Regions from separate parts of the Mus musculus genome. Here all the other regions are linked to region 1. The links are chromatin loops, found by intact Hi-C in ENCODE. Cell type or tissue: heart. All regions are shown on one strand. Each heading gives the region's core, and the rest is flanking DNA. Links, peaks and the distances in the headings are about the cores only.

Region 1 (8,319 bases), core at 2,131-7,130:
GAGAAGCCTACTGTTTTCTGGGTAACTCATTTCATCGATTGGAACCGGCCAAGCAATCTTGCCCCCGGAGGGCCTCTGTGCTTTCTGAGTCTGTGACCCGCATAGGCACACCAACCCATCTTCCTAGTCTGCAGATGATACCTTAAGACCCCAGGGTCCCCCACTCACCCTGTCAACTGACCCTGTTTCCCCATTTCCTGTGGTCTGTGTCCCTCCTCCTCTTCCTGCAGCCTGGTCTCTTTATGTTCTGTCCCTGGTCACCCATCTCTAGTCACTGGAAAGAGATTGAGGTCCTCTGCTGGGTTCTTTCTGGTCTATCTCCAGAGCTTAGGACATGTCTGGGACATGGTGTACCTCAAATGCTCTGGATGAATGTATGAATGAATGAATGAATGAATGAATGTCTTTTCATGTAACATTTTCTAAACAGCAGAGTTATTCCTTCTTGAAATAAAATACATTCATTTAAAACTTATGATGCATACATTTTTTTATAAAATAAAAATAATTAAGTGCCTATGATCGTATTGCCCATTGATGATCCCTGTGAACACCTTACAGATGTCTTGTGGCCCTGCATCTTCACACCTTATTAACACGTGGAGATTATGCTGTAACCTGTGCCTCCTGGCCATGCATTGGGCACTTCTCCCTCTCCTGCTGTGGGACACCTGGGTGTTCTCTCTGTTCAGTGTTTCTGTAGCAGGCAGGTGCATCGTTTTCAGTTTGAGTCTCTTCCTTGTTCCCAGATTCCCTAGTAGATGCAGAATCAAGTCAGGAGGTGTGGATGGGCACGGCTGGTGATGTGCATGGCCGACTGTGGATGTGCACGGCTGGTGATGCGCATGGCCGATTGTATGAGGACAGACGGGAAGATCATCGAAAGGAGGTGCAACTAAAGGGTCAGGACACCCTGATTCCAAAAGGCGTTGGCTTCTCTTAGGACATGTGTATATGTTGGTTGGGACATCTAGCAGCATTCTTTCCGATCTGGCTTTGAGACCATCTTCACTCAGGTGTGTCTACCTTTGATATTGGGAAATGATGTCATCATCTCAAAGTTCATCCTCTAGAGCCGCGGCTCTCAACCTGAGGGCCGAGAGTCCTTTGGGTGTCAAATGACCCTTTCACAGGGGTCGCATATCAGATATCCTGCATACTAGATTTACATTATGATTCATAACTGTAGCAAAATTAAAGTTATGAAATAGCAACAAAATAATTTTATGGTTTGGGTTCACCGCAATGTGAGGGACTGTATTAAAGGTCAAAGCATTAGGAAGGTTGAGAGCCACTGCTCTAGAGCCTTACAATTGGAATTAAAAATATTTACACACACACACACACACACACACACACACACACACACACACACATACAGGAACACGTCTTAATGTTTTAAGTAAGATGATGAGTTTGTGTTAGGTCACATTCACAGGTATTCTCAGTCATGCTTCCTTATGAGGCTTGTGGGCTCCATGTCTGACATACCAGAAGGAACAGTCTGGGAAGGTGACATGGCCTGAATGTTTATGCCCCAGATTCACATGTTGGAACCCTAACCCCTAACATGAAGGTGTGGGGAAGTCACAAGGCCTGCCTCCACCATCATAACTGGATCGGTGAGTGTCCTTGTGAAAGGGTCTTGTGCTTTCCAGTAGGCGAGGACTCAGGAGCAAGGGGCCATCTATGAACCAGATGCCAATCTGTCTGTGCCTTCACCCTGAAGCCTCTAGCCTCTAAGTCAGTGAGCAATGGATCACTGGAAGGCTTGTGGCTTGCGTGGTTTGGTTACAGCAGCCAGAGAAAAGTTTACCTGACAGAAAGCAAGCAGCTGCCCCTAGGGAAGGTCACCTCCTATGTCACCCATGTCCTTCTGCCTGCATGCTTTTCTTTGTTTACGCACACTGCAGCTACACTCTGGGACTAGGGGGTGGGGCTGGGTGACTGTTAACACCCGATGACTAAGAGTTTTCTTCCCAAGCCAGGAGTCACAAACAGATGACAGGAGTGTACTCTTCATGCTCCTCAGAACCACAGTCAGCCCCGCCAGCCCTGGAAGGGTCTCTGGGGAGTCTTCCTACCTATAGCAAAGACACCCGAGTGCGGATGGGGATGCGTGAACCTTGCAGATGCTCTCCAGAGCCATCTGCACCCTCCAGCCCCTCACAAGGTTGTGGTAGTGCTGTGGAGGAAGAGAAGGATGCTATTGTCCTCAGTGCAGGGCTCTGGATCCACTGGCTGCAGAAGCTGATCCCCCTGCACTGCAGGTGGCCCCAGGCTGGGTGTCCCCCAACCACAGGAGGATGACAGAGCAGTCTAACCTCTGAAAGAGTTTGGAGACAAGAGACACAAGGCTGTTCGCATTGCAGATGAGGAGTCGGGGTGACATGTCTAGGCTCCTCTCCTCCCTCGTTTCTGAAGCCCAGACTCTTATCTCTGCAGTGGCATACCACCCTGGGAGCAATAGCGAAGGTTCAGTAACTAGCTCTGGCGGTGCAGACAGAGTGCTCGGCTGCTTCAGCACGAGATCAGACAAGTGAGTGTGTGGCTGTGCGTCAGGATGACAGGCCGTGGCTGGGGTCCATTTCCGGGGTGCACGGATCCTCAAGTCATTCATTTCCAGCTGCACTGGACCTCTTACAGTTTCATAGGTTTTATTTTTCAGTGCTGGAGACTGAACCCAGGGCCTCCAAGCTTAGAAGCTAGCTAACACTCTACCAAGAGCTACACCCCCAGCCCTGCACTTGGACTTGATAGGATGCCTGTGTCCCTGGCTAACTTACCAGGACAGAGAAAATGGAAACTTCTCAACACACCTGAATTAAATTATCGTTCGGTCTCTTCTGTGACGTTTGATTCCCCAAGTGGCACAAGACAATAAGGCTGTGTTGCCAGACTAGGCGGCATTTAACTCAAGGATGCACAAGGACGGGGGATACACAGAAAGCCACTTCCTTAGTGAGAACTGTTTTTATGGTCGTAGCCAATGAGGTGGTTGCCCCTGTTAAAATGAAGCCAGGAAGCCACAGGAAGCTGATGGAACCCTATGCTATGGGAACCAGGTCACACCCCATGGGTGGGTAGGTGGGGGAATGTGGCCCCAGGGGTCGATTTAGAGCTTTCCCTGGTGGTTTTTTTTTTTCCTACCAAGCCTGGTTTGTTTCTAGTAGACATTGCTATTCTCTTTATGGCCATCTGTTCTTCCTTCGTGTTCTTTGGCTCATCCAGTGATGGATGGCATGCCTATCGAGCCTGCTTCATCTCTTCCTCACACATGTATGCAGAGTATGTTGATCCCACCCCCCGCCCCCCCAAAACACACACCTTATCATCTCCTGTTTTCCTCCTGTCCCCTGGATTCCTGTTTCTCCCTCACTAATTTCCACTCCACTTTCAAGTCTCCCCCCACCCCCTTTGCTTCTTCCTTCCTTCGTTTTCTGGCGAACGAACTGAGTTTTGTTAGCGTTAACAGGAGCACAGGCACCTTAAGAGTAACTGCTGCCGGGCGGTGGTGGCGCACGCCTTTAATCCCAGCACTCGGGAGGCAGAGGCAGGTGGATTTCTGAGTTCGAGGGCAGCCTGGTCTACAGAGTGAGTTCCAGGACAGCCAGGGCTATACAGAGAAACCCTGTCTTAAAAAAAAAAAAAAAAAAAAAAAAAAAAAAAAAACTGCCCCTCGTCCCCAGCCCCAGTTACCACTAACTGCCAATAGCTCTTCAGGGAGGGTGTGCCCCTCCCCCCACCAGCAACAGTTAACTGCCTCCAAGTCCTCTGGGGTAGACCTGGCCATTCCTAGAAGCAGCTTAGCCTGCCTCACCTGGTAAGTGCTCCCTAGAAAGCTGTTTGCCTTTAGTCCTTCCCAGCTGCTATGGGAGGATCCTGGGATTCCCCAAAGGATCCTGTTTTGACGAACATCCCATTGTTACCTTTTCTAGGTGTTTCCACCCATGAAAATGTAGTCTGCCTCCCCCCCCCCCCAATCCCCTCACCTCCCAGGGCTGACAGCCAATTCATGCAATGTCCACCTTAGGGAATGGCTGTGGCATATTATGTTTAGACTCTTTTCACACTAACACATTGCTTTTCCTGCCAGGAGCACCTGGATCACCACCACACAGGCTTTGTGGGATCGGAGTCCCTTGAATTCACACATGCTGTCCCAGTATTGGTTTTCCAGACTGTCAGCAATGCTTCTTAAAGGCAGGGGATTCTCTGTTCCTGAGAAAACAGTTCCTGGGCAAGCAAGGGCAGATAGAAAGCAGCAACAAGACCTGTGTCGACGGCCCTTGACCGCCTCTGTTTTAGGACGGAGGTTGTTGCCTAAAATTGGGAGCAACTGGGAGCGTGAAGTGATCATTTCATTGCCATTCCTGTTCATGAACAAGTAGAGGCCCAGGCAAGTTTCTGCTTCTGTTGTGGCTTGTGTTCGTCAAGGTGCAGGGAGTCTTTCTTTTACCAGTCTCTACTGCCCTCTTGTGGTCTTCAGCTCCTGGAGTGATTGCACCCTGATGAAGATCTTTGCCTGGAGATTTGCCCAAGGTTCAAGCAGAGTCCAGATAAATAATGCAAAGTGGTGTGAATGAAGTGGTCCATCTTCCCAGACAGACCTTTACAGAGATGACAGGAACCACAGACATGAGAGAGCCAAGTGTCTGCCGGTGTCAGTGGGAGTTTTGAAATGGCCAGATGCTTATAGGAAACTGCAAAGCTCAAATGATAATAGAGCATTTGTGTCTTCTGAATGTTCTAAAACCTTCTTCCACACTCAGGCACCGCAAACCACACAACTAAGAGTGGATCGGAAGAGGCGGGGGAGGCAGTGGGCATTGTCAGGGACCCCCGAGGGGGCTGAGAGGCATGGTGTGGGGGAATGGTGAGAGATGGTGGTAGTTTTCACACGAGGGCAGGATTCAAATGAAAAAGTCAACTCTGGGGTGTTCAGCTAGAATTGAAGAGCCAGAAGAAGCCGGACCAGAAGAATCCAAGCAAGTGCCCAAACTGTCCCAGCCAGGCTTGACACTGAAGCTCGCTTTCCTCCGTGGTGGTTTAGATAGGAAAGATGAACAGAGAGCTGTACCGTGCCACCCCCACCCTGGTCCTCCCCAAAAGGGGCTCGAACCTGGGTTTTTTTACACAGAGGTCTTTGTTTCTGGTTTTTTTTTTTTTTTTTTTTATGAGTTTGCCTCTGAAATGCTGTTCAATCCACTTGTTCAATCAGTGAAATGTAAGGATTTTCTAAACTCTCTCTAATTGACAGAAACAAGCATTTTGAAAAGGAGAGCCAACAACCATTAAATTTAGCACAGAACTTCCACAGTGTTCTGTTTTAGTCCATGTGCATGGAACATTTTAAAACCATCCTGGTTTTTAAAGCCCAGGCATCCAATTATAGCTCTGTGAGACCCCTGCTTCCAGGATTGGCTGCCAAGGCACTGTTCTGTGTTCTCTGAAGTCTGTGGCCATCAGCTCACAGGGAAGGAGTGATGCTGAGCATGGTTGCTGGACCCTCCCAGTCACAGACTGGAATGCCACATATGGTATCCTTACTTTCTCTGGGGCCTCAGTTTTGTCGTCTGTAAAATGGACTGAAATGTTACCTCATCAGAGATGAACTGGATTTTTAAATTTCCTATATTTTTGTTTGTGAAACTAACTTTTAATGGCTGAGCTATTTCTCCAAGTCAGATCTTTTATTTCTACTGGACCGCAACTGGGTGTTGCTTCAATGGCAGTGTCTAGCCATAGCCATGACAGGTGGCAAGCAGTATCAGAAGAGATTCAGGATCGTTAGAGAGGAAGAGACGAAGCTTCAGCAGGAAGACTCCCAATGAGGTAGACACAGAAAGCCAGGCAGTTCGCAGGGTTCTACTGCCAGTGTCGGTCTTCAGAGGAAAGGGGCGGGGGGTTTCTGGAGAAGGAGTTTCAGTGCAAGAGAGAGGTGTAAATCTATACCTTTTTCTGTGTGTGTGTGAAGGGGGGCACCAGCCTGGTGCAAGAGACTGCTGGGAGTGGGGGTTACTTTTCTGTGGTGCTCTGGGTTTCGGGGTTCTGGGGAGCCATGGAAAGTTGAGGTGTAGACTGTGTTGCAGAGTGTAGCAGAGAGGAGGAAGCAGATCACGAGCAGGCTCAAGGGCGGAGTCCTAGGTCCTCGAGCTGTGACCCAGAGGCTTCGAAAGTGTTTGGGGGACTTTTGCACAGTAGTTCAAGAAAGAGCCAACGGGATCTTCTAATGTGTTATTGTGACCTTCAAGGATGCTGTGCTGGGGACTGGAACAGTGTGGGGTACAGAAAGGTGACCTCAGATACAAAATGGGGCATGGTGGCATTGCTTCCTGCACCCCACCCCCACCCCAAGCCATCAGCTTTGTGCAAATGTGGCCACTCAGCTATGGCCCTTGCTGAGACCAAAGACCCTGCTTATTTCTGTGTGGCCTGTCGGCTGAGAGACACACAGTCTCTGGGGGCAGGCATGGGCTAGTTGCTGACAGATTTATTTTCAGAAAAGCCCACAAGGTAAAGATTAGTTTGTGGCCAAGCAAGAGCAAAGCCATGCTGAGGTAGGTGTGTGTGTGTGTGGGTGGGGGTGGGGGTGGGGGTGGGGGGTGACTGCACTCTAGCTTTGCTGAGGTGTCGGGGTGTGTCATACCCACACTGGTAACATTCCCTGTCTCGAACAAGCTAGGGTGTTTCTCCTAGGGTCAATCATGAAATGGGCACAAGAAATACATAGACTAAGAGCAAATGGAACACACTTTGGAAGGAGGCTCTGTGGTGTAACACACAACGAGCTGAGCCATATGGCCTCTCTGTCCCAGGTGGCGAAGTGGAGCAAACCACCCACCCGCGGCCTAGATTTGCTGTGGCTTGGGTGTGAACTGTCCCCAGAGGCTCATGTGTTTGAATACTTGGTTCCCACTGGTGGCCCTGCTTAGGAATGATTTGGAACATTTATCAGGGAGAGCTTTGCTGGAGGACATGGTCAGTGGGGATGGGCCTAGCCCTACCTCCTCTCTAGTCTCTGTTTCCTGTGCACAGAGGCAATGTGACCAGTTTCTTTGCCTCTTTCACCATGCCTACTGCACTGTTTGTTAGGCGTTTTGTTAGAGTGAGGAAGAGGTCTAGCTCTAAGCACCTTTTATATTTACTTGCTTAACTGTCCAAGCAGCCTTGCAAGCCTCTCTTCCATACTGGACTTAGAGTCTGAGGAGAGGCAGGCCAGCCAGATGACAGAATGCCAAGGCCACACAGCCTGGCAGTGGCAAAGATGGGCTTCAGCTTAGGAATGTGACACTTCCTGCTACTGTACCATGCTGCTTCCTGGAATGCCAAGGGAGGTGAGAGTGACCAGCCGCGGAGAGGACCGATCTCTTCAAAGGGGGTAGCGAGTTGGGAAGAACCTCAGTTTACCTGCTGGGAGGGGGATCGGGAGAGCTGATAGCTTTGCTGACTCATTTTCCCCTTCCCCTTCTTTTATTAAAGAATATTCATTTATGTGTGTGTGCCTGCATGCATTTATGTGCATGTGTGTGTGCCTGCATGCATTTATGTGCATGTGTGTGTGCCTGCATGGTTTTATGTGCATGTATGTGTACCTGCATGCATTTATGTGCATGCGTGTGTGCCTGCATGCATTTATGTGCATGTGTGTGTGCCTGCATGCATTTATGTGCATGCGTGTGTGCCTGCATGCATTTATGTGTATGATGGGCATTCAGGTGCCTGTGGGTGGCCAGAGAGGTGCAGGGAGGAAGCTTCTGAGCCGCTTCTCCAGCCTCACCCCTCTCTGGTTCCCTTTTCAGTCATGTTAGGAAATACAGCCTTAGGATTTGAATATGACTTCTTTGTAGAAGGGTTGTGTCCAACATAGTTAGAAGGACAAAGACACACCCCTTAGGCCTGTCACCTCACACAGGTAAAAGGTTTAGGTGGCTCAGAAGGTTCCATCAGAGTGGCTCATCCACCGGAAGTGTTTGCAACTATTTACTCTTAGGAGACAGAAGGGGCTACTCCAAGGGAAGTCCTGTCTGGTAACTTGGTGTATTCAAACCTCTCCTCCCTGCCCCCCAAAACTGTTTCTCCAAAGAAGCCCAGCATCGAGAAACAGGCTTTAAAAAGACAGACAGCAGAGGGCAGAGGAGACAGAGCTCTTGAAAATAACCCTGAATGGTCCTTACACTCATCTGCATACAGCACCATGAAACAAACGCTGGAGCCTCCCCGACCTAGGTGTCATTTAGAATACAGAAAGGGTGGGAGGCAGCAGTCATTTGATGACACATGTGGATTCAGGCTACCCAAAGGAAGGAGGATCTTCCT
Region 2 (8,319 bases), core at 1,603-6,602, 130 kb before region 1:
GGACTGGGATTACAGGCAGGCCTCCATGTCTACCCGACATTCAAATGTGTGCCGGGGAACTGGAACGCCAGTCCTCACACTTGGAGACAAGCACTTTAGTTTATCTGCCCAATGCCAGCTTTGCCTCACTTGCCTGGAACTCACTGTTTCGGTGATGTTGGCTGTCCACCGAGCCTGCAGCTCTGCTTGTCTCTACTTCTCCAGCACGGGGACTGCAGGCACATACCACTCTGTTAGCTTTCTTCTTCCTCCTCCTCTTCTTCTTCCTCCTCTTCCTCTTCGTCCTCCTCCTCCTTTAAACTCAGGCCCTCATGCTTACAAAGTATGCTTCTATAGCCACCCTCTCTGGCCATTCTGAACATTTACTGTGAGACAACTTACACAGAGTACGCAGTGCAACACCTGTCACGTGGTGGCACTCAGCCAGCACAAGTGGCTTCCCAACCTTTCTGGAGAGTAAGTTGAAACAAACACAGAATGCACACACTAAAAACTTGACCTAGGGCTGGAGAGATGGCTCAGTGGTTCAGAGCACAAGCTGCTCTTCCAGAGGTCCTGGGTTCAATTCCCAGCAACCACATGGAGGATCCTAACTGCCTGAACTCCAGTTTCAGGGGATCCAATACTGCCTTCTTGCCTCTGTGGGTACCAGGCATGCAACTGGTGCATAGACATACATGCAGACAAAACACCCCACAAATTAAATACATAAATAAAAAATAACCTTTTTTCCTTTTGAGAACCCCGCTAAGTATCCAGACATAGATTATTGACTTAGAACACCCAGGCACAGGCAAGACAGACATCTGTCTGTACGAATATGGAGAAGCTATGGCTTGAACATTTCTATGGAAAAATGACTCTCTGAAACACCCTTTACTTCCACTGAAAAAATGCTGAGTAGTGTATACAACTGTTATTTATAGACACGGCCTCACCCCAGAGCCTTTGTATGACCTGTCCCCCAGAAGGAAACTGCCCAAGGCCTTTGCTGAGGCACTCACTCATTCCTCAGAGTTGCTTGGGAATGCCTCTTCCTCAGGGAAGCCCTCCCAGATTACAGAGCCCTCCTCTGACCAGTATCATGAAAGCTTCCTTGCACATCTGTTCCATTTTATTTATGTGATGGTGTGCGTTCCTGCTTGTCTGTAGGTAAACTGCTTGTGTGCAAGCAAAACTCAGAAGGTCAGAAGAGGGTGTTAGAAGCCCTGGAACTGAAGTACAGGCAGTTGTAAGTTGCTTGATGTGGGTATCCTGCAAGAACAGTATACTGTACCCACTCTTAACCTCTGAGCCATCTCTCATGTTCTTTGCTCATTTGTATTTACCTTCTATATGGCTTCCCCATCATTTATCGACTGAACATTCAATAGGAGACAATGGCTGCAAGATGAAGCCACAGTCAGAGAACCCAGAGCAGAGAGATAGCTGTGCTGAAGCAGCGGGCTAGGTATGCTCTGCCCAGAATATGCCAGAACCTGCTAGAAGAGCATCTGTACTCCATGCGTTTCCATGCCAACCAGCTGAGCTCTGGCAAAGGGGTACTTGTTTCCCTAAATGACCCCCCAGGTCAGCTGCAGATGGATCTCTGCTGAGCCAGAAAACCTGTTTTGAAGTTGAGGAGTCCAAATCCATTGAGCTGTTTAGAAGTATATCCTGGAAGGAGGATCCGTCTAGGGAGTGAGTGGCATATACTTCCAGATCTGGAGCTGAGGACTGACGATGAGAAAGCCTGCAGCACACTCAGCCTTCTGGCCACTGTCTCAGGAGCCCCAGGTTGACCCAGAGGCTGGAGACATGGCTTCTGCCTCCGTGACCACCCTTCTCTGGCTCTGGCTCATTTAGAGTTCATTGATGGTGAGAGTTTTTGTAGGTGGTTGTTAGAGCACTGGTATTGTTTCTTTTCCTCAGCTGGAGGTGATGGAATTTTGCAACAATGTATCACGTTCTCGGCCCAACTGAGAGCCTCTGTGCAGGGTTTTGGCTTAATTATGACAATAGTATCTTCCTAGCAGGGGGTACCTGCTCTGCTCTAAGAAGCTTGGCAGTGTGTGTGCATGTGAGTGTGAGCATGCACCTGTGCATATGTGCTTGCCTGTGTGTATGTGTGTTGCTGCTATTTTCTTTCTTTGTTTGGGCTTTCCAATCCTCCTGCTTCAGTCTTCCTAAGCAAAAAATACAAGCATGGCTTGTCAGTAGTATGTTTTGTTTTAGCCGATTTGGAAGTGGTTTCTCATATAGATCAAGCCATATTAGTTAAGGTTGACCTTGAAACTCGTTCCTCCCTCTGACTCCTGAGTGCTGGGATTTATAGACATGCACCACTGCATCTGGTTATTGTGGTCCCTGGGGACTGAACCCAGAACCTCCTGTTTGGGAGGCAATCGCTCTCTCAACTGAGCTACAACCCAGCCCTCTAGGATGTTAAGAAAAAAATTATTTATTTTGTGTGTGCATGTGTGTGGGCAGACAAGTATCGTGGCACACCTGAGGAGGTCAGAAGATGGCTATGTGGGTTTTAATAATTACACGTTGATTTTCAATGTCAATCCGCTTTAGCAGCCAAACCATCCTGACGACCCACAGAGAGTTTTTAATTGTTTGAGGGAAACACAGAAGTGTCTGCCAGATTTCCACGATTAAACTATTTCTTGGGTGTGGCCATTTAAGGCTTGTATGAGTCTCTCCAGATATGGTCCAGGATAGACTGTCTTAGTCATTGTCTACTGCTGTGAAGAGGCACCGTTGACCACAGCAACTCTTATAAAGGAACATGTTTCATTGGGGCTGACTTACAGTTCAGAGGTGTAGTCCATTGTCTAATGGCGGCATGCAGGCAGGCAGACCTGGTGCTGGAGAGTAGCTGAAGAGTTCTATGTTTGGAACTGCAGGCAGCATGCAGAGAGAGAGGGGTGGGGAGGGAGGGGAGAGGGGAAGGGGGAGGGAGAGAGAGAGAAAGAGAGAGAGAGAGAGAGAGAGAGAGAGAGAGAGAGAGAGAGAGAGAGAGACTGGGTGTGGCTTGAGCATTTGAAACCCCAAAGCCCAGTGACACTCTTTTTCCCACAAAGCCATGTTTCCTAATTCTTTGTAGCCACTCCCTGAGGACTAAGCATTCACACATACGACCCTATGGGGGTCATCCTTATCCAAACCACCACAGGGACCTTCATGTCCTAGGGGCACAGGGAACACAGAAGGTTCAGAAAGAACAATATGGATAGTGAAATCACTACTTGGGTTGGGTCAAAGATGAAGACAAGCTCAAGAACAGCGCCTGTGGTAGGGCTGGAGAAACAAGGTCACAGTGGATATTGTTCCCATCCACAGGGGGACAGAACATCCATCCCCCAGGACAAGCGCAACTCCAGAATGGAATAGGGAATGGGGTCCATAAACGATTGCCTAATAACTACACCACTAGGTGTGTCTTTGGGCTTAGGAATAATGTGGGGGGAAAGAAATCACCAAGGCACTAAAGGTACCATTTGCCATTGGGAGTTGGAGCCTTTAGTATAAGATCTGTGTTTGGAATTGGGAACTTTTATGGAAGTTTCAGACTGTCTCGAGGTAAGATGGGATACACTGGGTATTAAGCTTGGTCCTAGGCCTTTGTTAGACAGAGGTCTCTTGGCTCCTCTAGGCTGCCATAAATGCCAAACACAGTAGGTGGGTGTCTGGGGATGGGACAAGGCTATTGAAATGACCACATCTTCTGCATTTCCAAGAGTAGACTTGCCTTATACCAATGCTTGACTGTGAAGGGAATCCTCTTGGCAACACCCCAGGCCAAGGACAGATGAAGGGAAACGGCGATGACAAACTGGCCACTAGAGGGCAGAGTGGTTACTTCTTTTCCTTATAGACCTGGGAAAGCTTTGAATTTGGGGAGAAGAAACGATTCTTGGATGGTACCCGTTCTGTGTTGAATATGCACATGTATTATGTGATAAGGAATAAATGCAGAGTATTGACTTCAGATCCCAAAAATCAATTTCCAATGTGCTTGTGCACATTGGCTAGCCATGTACTTATCACGTATGTGTAGGTGTATATGTGTGTGGTCATATGTGTGCCAATGGGGGGGGGGGCATGCAGAGGACCCACCAGAGTCCATTCTTTCTTTTCAGCACGTGGGCCCCAGGGATCAAACTTCAGTTGTCAGGCTTGGCAGCAAGCCACTTACCTGCTAAGTCATCTTGCCAGGCTCAACATTTTCTTAACAAACTAAATGAACGAGAAGGCAGGCTGTCCACATCAAGGTAAGCCACAGCCCCTAGCATTGGATGCTGGAGTCTGAAATCACACAGTGGGCTGGGGAGATAGTTCCATGGGTCAAGTAAGTGCCTTGCTGAATAAGCATGGAGGTCTTTAACATCTCTTTCCCTGCCTTTACTTTTCTAGGGACACTTTAAGGATATCCCAGGACACCCAGAGTCCCTGTGGCAAAATTTATCTGGTCCATAACTTATGACCTTTTAGCTGTGTGACGTTGGATTCCTCACTCAGTCCTTTTGTGAGACAAAAGACAATGGTGTGCATAGTTAGGCTAATCATGGAATGGGCACAGGGGGTCTGTCTAGTGCCTGGCTCTCCCGTCCAACCATGCAGCCCATATGAGGGCTACCATCAGCTTTGTCTGTGTCCCTTGTCATCTCTGTGGCCAGAAGACAGTGAGAAGGACAAGGGGACACACAGAAATGAAAGATGCTGTTTGTGGTCCATTCCTGCAGCTACCAGCAAGTGCAGGAGGCTGTGAAAGCAAGCCTGCTGATCTCATGAGCAGTCCCATGGCTCTTGGGAAGCAAACGATGGGAACAAAATGCCAAGCTGACAGGCCTTGGGACAGTGTCCTAGAGCTCAGCCCTTGAAAAAACGGAAAGGTGGGAAGGCACAGCTTCCAAGAGGTGAGCCTAGATGTAGTCCCGACTCGACCCCTAGGGGGTGCTATAGGCCGGTGAACCTTAGTAGTATTGCGAGTTGTTCTGATTTCAGTGCCTTTGTAGCAAGCTGTCTGTCATTGGATGTAGGCTGTCCAGGGAGGACTGAGGTTCCCAAAGGGAGGAGCTGTTGGCCGAGGGTTGTCTACTGACAGCTGTCTCAGCAGCCAGCTAGAAGTTGGGTTGCCAAAACCCTCACTGAGGGGGGTTCCGGGTATGACATGTGTCTACCAAACTATGACAATAATCATTAGCATCTTCACCATGGCCTCGCTGCTTGACTGTGAGCATCCTAGAGGGCCAAGGGTGAGCTTGACTGCTCTTATCTTCACTCCTGGCCCCAGCTGAGAGCCGGGGCTTGGAAAGGTCCTCCTAAGTGGCTACATGCCCGGTGGACTAACGGCGGCCACCTTTGATGTATATCCTCCCAGTAACAAGTTACCTTTGTAGTATCTAATCGAGAGGCACGGAAGGAAGGTGGAGGGTTAGATCACTGACCAGCTGAGGCAGAGGGAGGAGCGGACTATTGCTCTGTGGACCCCATGAGCTATCCTGAGCAGATCCTGGGGGATGTGTTACTGAGATTACATCTTCTTGACCCTCCCATCTCCTGGCCTGGACTTCCTGTTCTGACTCCAGCTTGCCAGGAAGCCAACTTATGCTTGAGACACCCCCCCCCCCCCACCTGCTCCAGTTCTCCTTCAGATAGCTGCCCTATGCAGGCTGGGGTAGGGGGTGGGGATAGGTAGGAGGGGGTAGTGGGGGGTACAGGTCAGGATGAGCAGGAGGCAGAGAGATCCCTAGAGCAGCCATGGTGTCACAGGCAGGTCCAGGTTGGGAACCAATAATCTGAAAGTCCAAAAAAAAAAAAAAAAAAAAAACCAAAAAACCAAAAAACAAAAATCAAAAAAAAAAAACCCCAAAAAACAAACAAACAAAAAAACCCCAAAAACCAAAAACCCACAAAAAAACCTGAGATGCTCCAAATAGTGACACCTTTGAAGATGATAGGAAACTCCATACCGGACCTTATAGTTGAAACTGGTTTCTTTACTACCACAAAGGGTGATATAATGTCACTAGTGGATACGACGCTAGCAGGCTTGCAACAATGCTGCACACAGGACCAAGGCTTTTATGTGACACCCACTGCGTTCTTGGCTGATCTTCGATTGTGGTGTAAAAATATCGCTGCAAATGTCAATAAGGTCTTATAGGTCACAGCGATAAGAAAAGGTGTTTACTTTTGTCAATAGCTCAGGAAGCCAAGCTACTGGGGAAGCAAGACTGTGTGACTGTAGAGTCTTTAATTTTTTTTTTTTTTTTTGGTTTTTCGAGACAGGGTTTCTCTGTATTGCCCTGGCTGTCCTGGAACTCACTCTGTAGACCAGGCTGGCCTTGAACTCAGAAATCCTCCTGCCTCTGCCTCCCAAGTGCTGGAATTAAAGGCCTGTGCCACCACTGCCTGGCTTAAATTTTTTTTTTAACTAGTTAATTAGCTGTGTGTGGCGGGGTGAGGAGTCGGGGTGTATGCTGTAGCATACATGTGGTTGTTGAGAACATCCTGTGGGAATTGGTTCTCTCCTACCATATGGGCCCCGAGTTTGGTGGTGGGTGCTGTTATCCCGAGTCATCTCACCGGCAGGAATATGGAGTCATTCAGAGGTATGAGTGACTGCTAGGCCTGGCCTGGGGAACAGAAGGGCACCCATGTGAGATCTGGGCTGAGCCCAGGGAGCTGAAGTTGGTGGAAAAATTTACGAGAGCCCCAAATCTCAAGAAAACTACCTTCAGGCTATGGGCATAAGATTATATCTAAGGCATAAATGGATTTTGTGTTTAGGTCCGAATCTCATCCCTGAGGTGTCGAGTTATGGACACGCAAATATTCCAAAATCTAAAATTAAATCTGAGATCCCAAACACTTCTGTCCCTGAGTGGTTCAGAGAAGAGATATCAGTCTTTACATTGATTGCAGCCCTGTCTCGAGGGAGGAGTTTGAGGGATGCCAGCCAGAGGAGCGTGTGGAGCATCAGGGACAAAGGGCAAAGAGCAAAGGTCAGGCAAACCCAGGCCTCCATATCTCGGAGTTGAGAGATTGAGTCAAATAGCTCCTCTTGGACTCCACGTGCATGTGGGTTGAATCGATGCGTAGAGGAGGCGTTGAAGCATTGTATTATCCCCCGCCATGTTTCCCAAGGAGACGGGGGTTTCTGGGAGTTGGCTGAGGGAAGAAGGAAGCTCCAAGGAACAGGGAAGACGACAGCCCTGTATTTAGGGGGTGAGCAAAAATGCACAGAAAGCTGCAGATTGAGCTACTGTACGGGGATAATTACGGCTGCTATTTTTGCGCGTTTGTTTAACAATGTTAATTTGGCGACAGCCTGGTATTATAACATCTCTCCCACACAGAAGTGGCTTTAGTTCCCAGTCACCAGATTCCATTTGCATTTTTCTCTGTAGGGTTTGGAGCAGGGAAGCTGGTGACTCACAGCTGCTGTGAATCCAGGAAAGGCTCTTCTCCCTGTGAGAATGGGGCTGGGGGTGAGGGAGGGAGGGGGCTAGCTCAGGGCAATGTCATCCTGTGACGGGGGAACCTGACCCAGTCCCAGCCTCCTTCTGAATGGCCTTCTAGCCTCATGGTGTGTCTCTTCTCTCTTGGCTTGATTGATTATTCTTCAGTCCTTCCTCCAGATCAGACTTTTGGAGAACTTGGGTTGTTTAATGTCCCTGGAGCACAGAGCCAGAACGAACGGCATGAATATTCATGAATTGAAGAGAAGATTGAAGAATGGCTTCTGGGGAGACCCAGGAAAATGTCGCTATTAGACTTTGTTGGACCCAGCTCAAATGCCTCTCTAACTGCGGACCTCATATGTTCACATGTGGGTACAGATCAGCTTGGGGACCAAGACAGAGAAACCTGAGTTTAGACAGGAGCTTCTCAGATAGTCGTGTCCCACCTCAGAAACAAAGGAGGAATGATATTGGAACATCACCATTTAAAAATCACTACAGAATAAAACTGGACTCTGCGTGTTAACCGTAGATAAATATATCACAGGGCCCATGAAAAAGTATCAGTACTTGGATCTGTGTTCAAGTAAGTGTCTAGATTCACACGCTAATTCGCAGGAGACAGAAGGATCAGAAAATCCAAATCACCAGCGGCGTGAGGACCTAGCCATAAAGCTCCAAGCTGTGGGGCACTCTACAGACAGACAGACAGACAGAGGGTAAAGAGGACAAACCCAGTGACAAGGAGAAATGCAAGAAGCAGGGCCAGGTATGGGAGATTCAGCCACAAAAGCATAGTTTAAATCACAGGGGAAGTCAAGCATTATCGTGGATATTTGGTGAATTATCCACAGTATTATAACAA
Region 3 (8,319 bases), core at 1,530-6,529, 360 kb before region 1:
CAACAGCAGGAGCCCTGTGGAGGCTCTGTGTGTGGGCTACTCGAAAATACTCTGTCTGGTTTGATACCTTTTATAAACCTCTGCTTAATCAATCAAGATTTATAAAACTTTGATATTTCTCAACTAGGGAGATACAGATGTTTTTTTCCCTTCCTTTGTGATCTAAGCCTGTCTGGAGACCTTTCAGTAAGTTAGCAGTAGAGACTTAGTTGGTTTTGTATTCTATTTGCTGTGGAGGGAATGGCAGCTTCCTCACTTTGGGAAATAGTTTTCTGCATTTTCGAAATATCACCAGCAAATAGACTACAAAAGTTTGATTTCTTTAGATTAGAATCTAACTCGGGTTAGTTTTGATTTCATGGCAGAACACCTTCCTTTGACTCTGATTTATCTGGAAAGGTTTGGGAGTAAGCGTTGGTTATTGTCGATGCTGTGCACTCAGGGCGAGTTAGTGTCGTGAAGCCGACACCGCTGAGATGTGTGTTTAAAACAGCAGGTTTGTATTTTCTACAGACAGTGGGACGAGCAGTTGGATCCTCGGCTAAATGCAAAGCAGAAAGAAGCTGTTCTGGCCATCACCACTCCACTCTCCATCCAGCTGCCGCCTGTCCTCATCATTGGACCCTACGGGACGGGCAAAACCTTCACTCTGGCTCAGGCGGCCAAGCACATACTGCAGCAGCAGGAGACCAGGTGAGCCGAGGGAGGCATGCCCTGTCTCTTCACCAGGCAGAGCCTCTCTCCTTGCTTTAGAGAGAGAATGAGGGCAGTGAGACAGTTTTCATCCTCTTCCTAGCCTCAAAGCGATGAAGTTTGTATTCTCTTAGAACATGCTGTTGTAAAAGTTGGCAGGCAGTGTAAACTGGGCATAACGGCTTGTGCCTTTAATCCCAGCACTTGGGAGGCAGAGCCAGCTGGATCTCTGAGCTCAAGGCTAGCCTGGTCTATAGTGGGCAGCCAGGGCTACACAGAGAAACCCTGACTCAAAAACACCCCCTTCCCCCCCACCCCCCACTCCCCAAATAACAAGAACAAGTTGACAGTGTAGACACGGTAGTTTGACATAGCTGTTATACATTATGGGTATATTAAAAGTCTAAGGGCTGGGTTTAAAAATCCTTACTATGGACTGTGGATAGATTTAAAGATTATTTGGGGGAGCTACTCTTTAGCTTAGAGTAACATAACTCCCAAAGGCACCATGGGTCCTGTTGAATGTGAGCGGGGCGCGGGAAATGGACGTGTAAGATGGCCACTGCTCTCTTGGTGTTGAACTGCCTGACTAGCTTCTGTTGTGTCATTCTTTTTATTTGCACCATTTATTTCAGCAGGATTCTCATTTGCACCCATTCTAATAGTGCTGCTGACCTCTACATAAAGGATTATTTACATCCATATGTAGAAGCAGGCAATCCCCAGGCAAGACCTCTCAGGTATTTCTAAGGCTTATTATGTATCTGTATTGTACTGTGTTGTTCTTAAGAAAAGGTGTCTGTAAAGATGGCGGGGCTCTGGGAGCATCAACTCTGCATTGGCATTTGGAGGTTATGTCATTGGAAAAAAATCTTTTAAATTAAGGCAAAAAATGTAAAAATTGTGTACCATTTCTGAAACATTATGTATACAGAAAGACATCTTTTTTTAAGTTTCTCATGTAAAACTGTTGTTATGGTTGGAGTAGATTTTGGTATGTACATCTAAAAGATAGCATAAGAAAAGTGGTTAAAGAAAATTGATTAGCTTAAATCAAATTGAGTTTGATTAAAATTCTGGCACATTGTGTACAGCAGAGTAGTCATGTGATGACAGCTCTTAATGGGAGTGAAATGTTAACTGTGGTTGTTTGCGGAAGCCGCACGTTAGAGAAGCATGACGCATGGAAACGATCTCTGCGGCACTCCGAGGACGGGTTCCAGGCTTCTTGCTGCCACGTACAAGACAGGGTTTCAAAGGACATTTTAGGTTCGGTGACTGTGAACACAAAATGCACTTATATACAGATTATGGGAAAATAAAAATCTTTTCCTTCAGAAAACACTGCAGAATCATATTATACCACTTACTTTTGTTATGTGAAATAATGTTTAGTTTTGCCATGTTATAAACTAATATATCATGGCCTATTGTACAAATGATTATTGATTATTGCTTTTTTTTATTAGGTATTTTCCTCATTTACGTTTCCAATGCTATCCCAAAAGTCCCCCATACCCTCCCCCCCAGCCCCCTACCCACCCACTCCCACTTTTTGGCCCTGGCGTTCCCCTGTACTGGGGCATATAAAGTTTGCAAGTCCAATGGGCCTCTCTTTCCAGTGATGGCCGACTAGGCCATCTTTTGATACATATGCAGCTAGAGACAAGAGCTCCGGGGTACTGGTTAGTTCAAAATGTTGTTCCACCTATAGGGTTGCAGTTCCCTTTAGCTCCTTGGGTATTTTCTCTAGCTTAATTATTGCTTAAAAATTAGTTTCTAGCTATACTTTGATCCATAATTTATTAACCTCTCACTTCTACTTGAGCCCAGGCATGGAAATAAGAAGTTATGCTATTCAGTTCTTCAATTCCTGGGACCACAGCCCCCTTTGAAAGTGTTTAGAGCAGTGGTGTAGCATGTTAACACAGACACCCATACTGTGTTGTCCTCTCGCTCTAGGACACAGCAGAAACCACCACAGTAGAAGATCCTGTTGCATGTAATAATAAAAGACCGTGCTTACTGTTCTCTGAGTGAAGATTTTACTGAAGGATGCAGTGACAGAAGGCTAAGGCCTCTAACCTCTGACCTCACAGAGGACAAGGAGGAGCTTTCGTTTTACCCTGCCTGTTCTCCCTAGTAGTATTTATTGGTAGATCAGGTGCGCTCGAGCATGGGTGTGTCTGTGCGTGTATGTGAATGTGTGTGTTGTGTGTGTGTGTGTGTTCATGTATGTGAGTGTGCATGTTGTATATGAAATGTGGTGGTCTCGGATGTCAAGGTGCTCCTGGCTTAGAAACAGTTGAGGGAAGCCCTTATGGACATAGCATGGGGTGTTTGATGTTTAAGAGTGTAGACTCTGTTAATTCTCTAGGTATTTCCATGTGGAATCATTTTGGGCTTTGAGGATCCACCATGATGCATCTGCATATATGTAATAGTAACTGATTTTCCAGTCGAGTGTAGTCAGACTGGCCCAAGTGCAGAAACCTGCCCCACCCGCAGCAGAGATTTCATTTCTTCTTGACTCTAAGAGTTGTTGAACCCAAGGTAGAAAAATAATTTATTTCCCAATGCAAGGCTCAGGCTATTTCATGCAGTACACAGGAGAACGGGGAAATGCCTAGCGCCCCGAGAGTTTGCTTTATGCAGCCCTGCACATCCACTGTGGCCTTCTCTCCGGGAAAGGTGCTACCCTGAAGCAGAGGCTGAGCGGTCGTCTTGAGTGTTTAGGCCTCACTCTAGCATTAGCTCAGGTTAACTGATAGTTTTCCTACTCAGTAATAACTGCGAGAGATTTGAGAGACAGAGAGGACAAGAATGAATCACTGCTCTGGAAGACCAGCTTTGTCTGAGGGTTTTGGAACCTCACAGCCTGTCTCTGCTAGGCAAGGGCTTGCTGCACCCCTCGCCAGGCAGGAAATCAGCTTTACTGGAATTCCAGAGACAGAACACAAGAGGGCACCAGATGTCCGCAGATGACTGAGAAGGAACACAGGCCTGTTGCTACGGAGCAAGGCTGACCACAGACTGGCTTCTTCCCTGCACTCTGGTATAGATGTGGCCCTGGGAGATAGTTGGAGCAGCCATTGAGTAACAATAGTAGTGAATAGGGCAGGCCCACTTGTTAGGGTTAAAAATCATGCAATTTCTTGTACTTGCCAATTGAGCTGAACCTAAAATATATGGCGTTTTTTGACATTTTAGGTTTGAGTTTCAGTTTTTATTTTATTTAGAATTGGGAGATTTGTACCCCTGTGCCTATACTACACATACACGCAAACCTCCTCTGTCCCCACATGCACAAACAAAAAGAAATAGAATTGAGTTGTTTTTGTAAGGCACATAAAAAGCTGGATGGGGGCCACAGGTGGCTGTGGTCTGCACTTGTGATGCCAGGCAGATGGACTATTGCCAATCTGACTGAGGCCAGCCTTGACTGGGTGAGGAGTTAGCAAGAGCTACAGTGAAAGTTTGTCTCGAAGTTATAAAACAGACAAATGAAAAGAAGGCAAAGCAAGGAGAAGAAGGAGGAGGAAAGCAGTTTTCTTTTTGTTAGTGGCTCTGAGGATAAGGTGTTCCGAGCAGTGCACGGGGCCGGCCATGCCGAGGAAGCCACCGCTGCTCCGCCAGTGAACAGCAGCTGCCGTTTGGGTAGTCTTTAAAGAAAAATTTGCTTAAAAAAAAGGGGGGGGTCATCAGTTCATTTGTAGTTGCTTATTGTATATGAATTTGTTACATGTATAAGACCCCAGTGAATTAAAATTATATATACTAGACCATATTTAAGGATTAGTTTAAGTCATGGAAATATGTAAATATTTTGTTTTGAGGAAATATGTAAATATGCTGTCACATGTATATTTATGTATGTCTTCTTTCCCCCCTGTGGTGCTGGGAACCCAGGGCTCTGAGCGTATTATATAAGCTTTACCCTGAGTTATATTTATATTCTCAGTTGTATATTTTGGATAATGAACTTAAAAGCATCATTTGCCACTGTTAATACTCTGATTTGAAAACGGCTACATTTGTTTTATTTCTTTCTCCACTTTTGTAAACACTACTGCCATTCGTGCAGTTTCCAAAGCCAGAGGCAGCCCTCAGGAGGGAGGGACAGTGGTCCAGTAGGGCGGATTGTTCTCTAGCCACTGTGTAGTGAGTTTGAGGCCAGCCTGGCTCAGACTCTGTTTCAAAACAAAACCAAATCATCCATTGCCTTAATCTTTACCACTAGTTCATTTATGAGTATATCTAGTTGCATTCTGTTAACATATCTAGTGAATCCAGTTTGTATATTTCTGCTGCTTCCCAAGCCACCCTCATCTCCTGTCTACCCTGGCACTAACCTGACATTGCTCCCTGCTGCTTCTGCTCCCTGCAGTCCCCTCTCCATCCCCGTCCCTCAGGACCGGGTTAGAATCTCCATGTATGAGATGATGAGGGTCCGTCATGAGCTCCTCTTTCCGTGTTCATGTCTGTTGGCACTGTGCAGACCCATTGACGTTGGCCACAGGGGTAGCCAGCACATGCCGGAAACCCTGCCCCCATCTGTTAAGTGTGCCGCCCTTAAACTCTGCCTAAGTAATTTCTGCCCAGAGATCAGAGAATTTAGTGACATGAGTCATTACAGCTGCCCTGTCCACTTGATGGCTTTTTATCAAACCCAAAGCAAAGCCAAGGCTGCTGTGGTTGCTCCCGAGCCCTGTGCACTCTGCCTGTGTGCTATAACATAGTCAGCAGCCAGTAGGTCTGTCATGTAGGTGGATGGGGATGGTGGAGGCTGGATGTATGGGTTGTAGCTGTCCATCAGAGTAGTCTATAGCTGAGGCCTGTTCATATTTTCTACTGTAGTTACTTGAAAAGATGACATGTCTTAAGATTTGCATTTAGAGTTTTTGATAAAGTTTATTCAAAAATTTACCTTCAGATTCCAGAAGCCAAGGCAGAGGCCTTTTAAATAATAATTTTAAGAACTTTTCTGAAGTAAAATTATTACAAACTGTTCTAAAGTAAAAATATTCTAAGCATGTAATTCCATGGTTTGTAGTAGCATAAATAATTAAAATCAGAGTCAAATACATTTTAGTAAGACTGTAATTGAAAAAGGTAATTTAAGAATGGAAGGTTTCAAACTTAATTTAAAACCATTGCTCATAAAACATATATTTGTGTGCTAATTCTGTTGCAAGATTAATCTGAATACTTAAAAAGTTAGGTATGTGGTGGCACCTATACTTAATGTTGAAATCTTGTAAAAATATGTGCCAGGGAAGGTCATCACGGGCGTATCGTGGCAGCTTTCTACTACAGCCTTAAACTCTGAGAGGGTTGGAATGATTATGGATGGGATTCATTTGTTAATTTTTGGCACTGTGCTCTTAAATGACAGTGTAGTGTTTTCATCTTCAGCGACTATGAACACTCTAACAGGAGGTGCCGTCTTCTCTCTAGGGTGTATTTCCGGAATCGCTGGGTGAAGACTGTCCACCCAGTCGTGCATCAGTACTGCTTGATCTCGAGCACACAGTCCACCTTTCAGATGCCCCAGAAGGAAGATATTCTTAAACATCGAGTGGTGGTGGTCACACTGAGCACTTCCCAGTACCTCTGCCAGCTGGACCTGGAACCTGGTATGCCCACTTGCCACAGGTGGCTGTCTCCCAGTGACAGGTTCCTGTGGGCCACATCTGGCCAGGTCTCTTTCATCGGAATGCAGCTTCCTGTGTCCTTTTATTAACTGGTTTCTTGTCTGCGGCTGCTTTTATGATGCAGGATCTTCTGCAGGGACAGAAGCTCTTTGGCCCTTGACTGAAAAACATTTGCCATTTCACCTGTTCTCTAGTTGGTATCTGTTCACTAGTGATCAGTTCAAATTTGGACAGTTGTGTGTGTGTGTGTGTGTGTGTGTGTGTGTGTGTGTGTGTGTGATTTTGTTGAGGTTTTTGCTAAGTTGCTTTTGAATCTTGTTTTTTTTTTTAAAGATTTATTTATTACATATAAGTACACTGTAGCTGTCTTCAGACACACCAGAAGAGGGCGTCAGATCTCGTTACAGATGGTTGTGAGCCACCATGTGGTTGCTGGGATTTGAACTCTGGACCTTCAGAAGAGCAGTCGGATGCTCTTACCCACTGAGCCATCTCACCAGCCCCCGCTTTTGAATCTTGTAATGTAGAAATAGCAATTATGGCACTTGATTAAGGTTCCTTATTTTTAAGGATTTATTTGTGTGTGTCTGTCTGTCTATGTGTCTTCATGCACACTTGAGCTAGAATGTGCCTGTCTACATGCACAAGTGAGTGTGCAAGTGTGTGTGTGGGGCGCGTGTGCATATGCCTGTGTCTGTGTGTCTCCATGCACAGATGACTCCATGCACACACACATGTGTGTGCCTGTGGAAGCCAGAGAGCCCTTTAGGTGCCTCTCCTGTCACTCTCTGACTATTCCTTTGAGGCAGAATCTTCCGTGTATCTGAGGTCATATTTTCTTGGCTAGGCTGGAAGCCAGTGAGCCCTAGTGATTTCCCTGGGCCTACAGGTATAGGTGGGATGCCCTGCTCATTGTGTGGGTGCTGCAACATGCTGTTAACAGAACTTAACATCATGCAGCAAGCACTCTTACATGCTAGGACTATGTAAAAATCACTCTTCATTTATTTAAACTTTTTATTTTTGTGGTTTTGAGATAGGGTCTTACTTTATAATTATAACTTATGCTTGCATTGAGCTTGCTATTAGCCCAGACTGGCCTTAAGCTCACACTCTTCCGAGTGCTGGGCTTCCCAGCGTGTGAGCCAGCATGCCCAGCTCAGTCTGATTTATATGAGCACACAGATGTAAGCTGGTGAGTTGAGTATGGTAGAACCTGAGCATGAGAAGACCGTCGAATGTCTTTAGCATGCTCTTCAGCAGGGCTGGCCCTGCTCTTCCTGTAATTGCCAACTGCTCATGACTTTCCCATCTCCTGTTGGAATTGCCTTTAAAGCCACTGACACGCTCTACTGCAGGTCTGAGTCCTGGAAGGCACAGGCCAGTCCCTGGCACCTGGCCCAGGGCATAGACACCTGGAGCACCCTCCCCACCCCCACCCAATTTAAGATAAAAGGTTACATTTATCTTAAATGAAGGTATTGGCAGCTAACTTTTTCTTTTCCTTATTGAGGCCAGGTTTAATGGTAAAAAGACTTTGGAATTGATAAGGGTGGTGACTAGCCTGGGTACAAAGGAAGGCCCCCATTGGATGAGACTTTCTCTGCCTGCCTGTAGCTCTTGGTTGGCCGTGAGGCAATCCAAGGATGTGTTTCAGAGGTCAGAGCACAGTGGCAGCATCTTTGTAAATGGGGCTCTGTGATGCCGAGCTTGGGAATGCTTACTCCCCCCTCACTAGATGCTGATACTGGGCAGTGTGTGCAGACAGTTGGCTGCTGCAGCTCTGCTTGTGAGAGGGGAGTGGCTGGGAAGGGCTGGGATGGAGCCGTGGTCACTGCTGTCCAGGTGCTGTTAGGTTTTATTCCAGTCCATTCTCACTCCAACACTATGGTGGTTATCTTACAGTCAACAGAACTAAGACGCAAACTAAGTCATTTTAATTAATTAGTTAATTAATTAATTGCCCTTTCTT

The links. A loop is a pair of places that touch in the nucleus more often than their neighbours do. Peaks named below come from ENCODE experiments on the same cell type or tissue, not always from the same donor. Only the 100,000 strongest peaks of a DNase experiment are listed, where the experiment ranks them.
Region 2: a loop joins it to region 1, with 6 times the contacts of the local background. A loop is called at or near these places in 38 of 42 quality-filtered maps.
Region 3: it touches region 1 in a loop (4-fold over the local background); 15 of 42 quality-filtered maps call a loop at or near these places.

Annotation. Positions count from the first base shown.
Region 1 is chr11:107,990,231-107,998,549 of GRCm38, forward strand. All of the region lies in intron 8 of Prkca (protein kinase C, alpha), which reads right to left. It overlaps Mir7223 (microRNA 7223), which reads left to right and starts at 6,618; the gene lies at 6,618-6,686. In heart, for the core only: a CTCF peak has its summit at 4,479 (motif pointing left); no DNase peak of the experiment used is centred there; H3K27ac peaks cover 945 bases.
Region 2 is chr11:107,860,402-107,868,720 of GRCm38, forward strand. No RefSeq gene overlaps it. Among named protein-coding and RNA genes, the nearest start is that of Cacng5, 50 kb to the right of the region's middle. In heart, for the core only: CTCF peaks have their summits at 3,821 (motif pointing right) and 4,931 (motif pointing right); no DNase peak of the experiment used is centred there; H3K27me3 peaks cover 258 bases.
Region 3 is chr11:107,626,022-107,634,340 of GRCm38, forward strand. Helz (helicase with zinc finger domain) reads left to right here. Exons shown (of 33, transcript NM_001368755.1): 16 at 514-693; 17 at 1,332-1,433; 18 at 6,151-6,329. Among named protein-coding and RNA genes, the nearest start is that of Mir6932, 7.5 kb to the right of the region's middle. In heart, for the core only: a CTCF peak has its summit at 3,648 (motif pointing right); no DNase peak of the experiment used is centred there.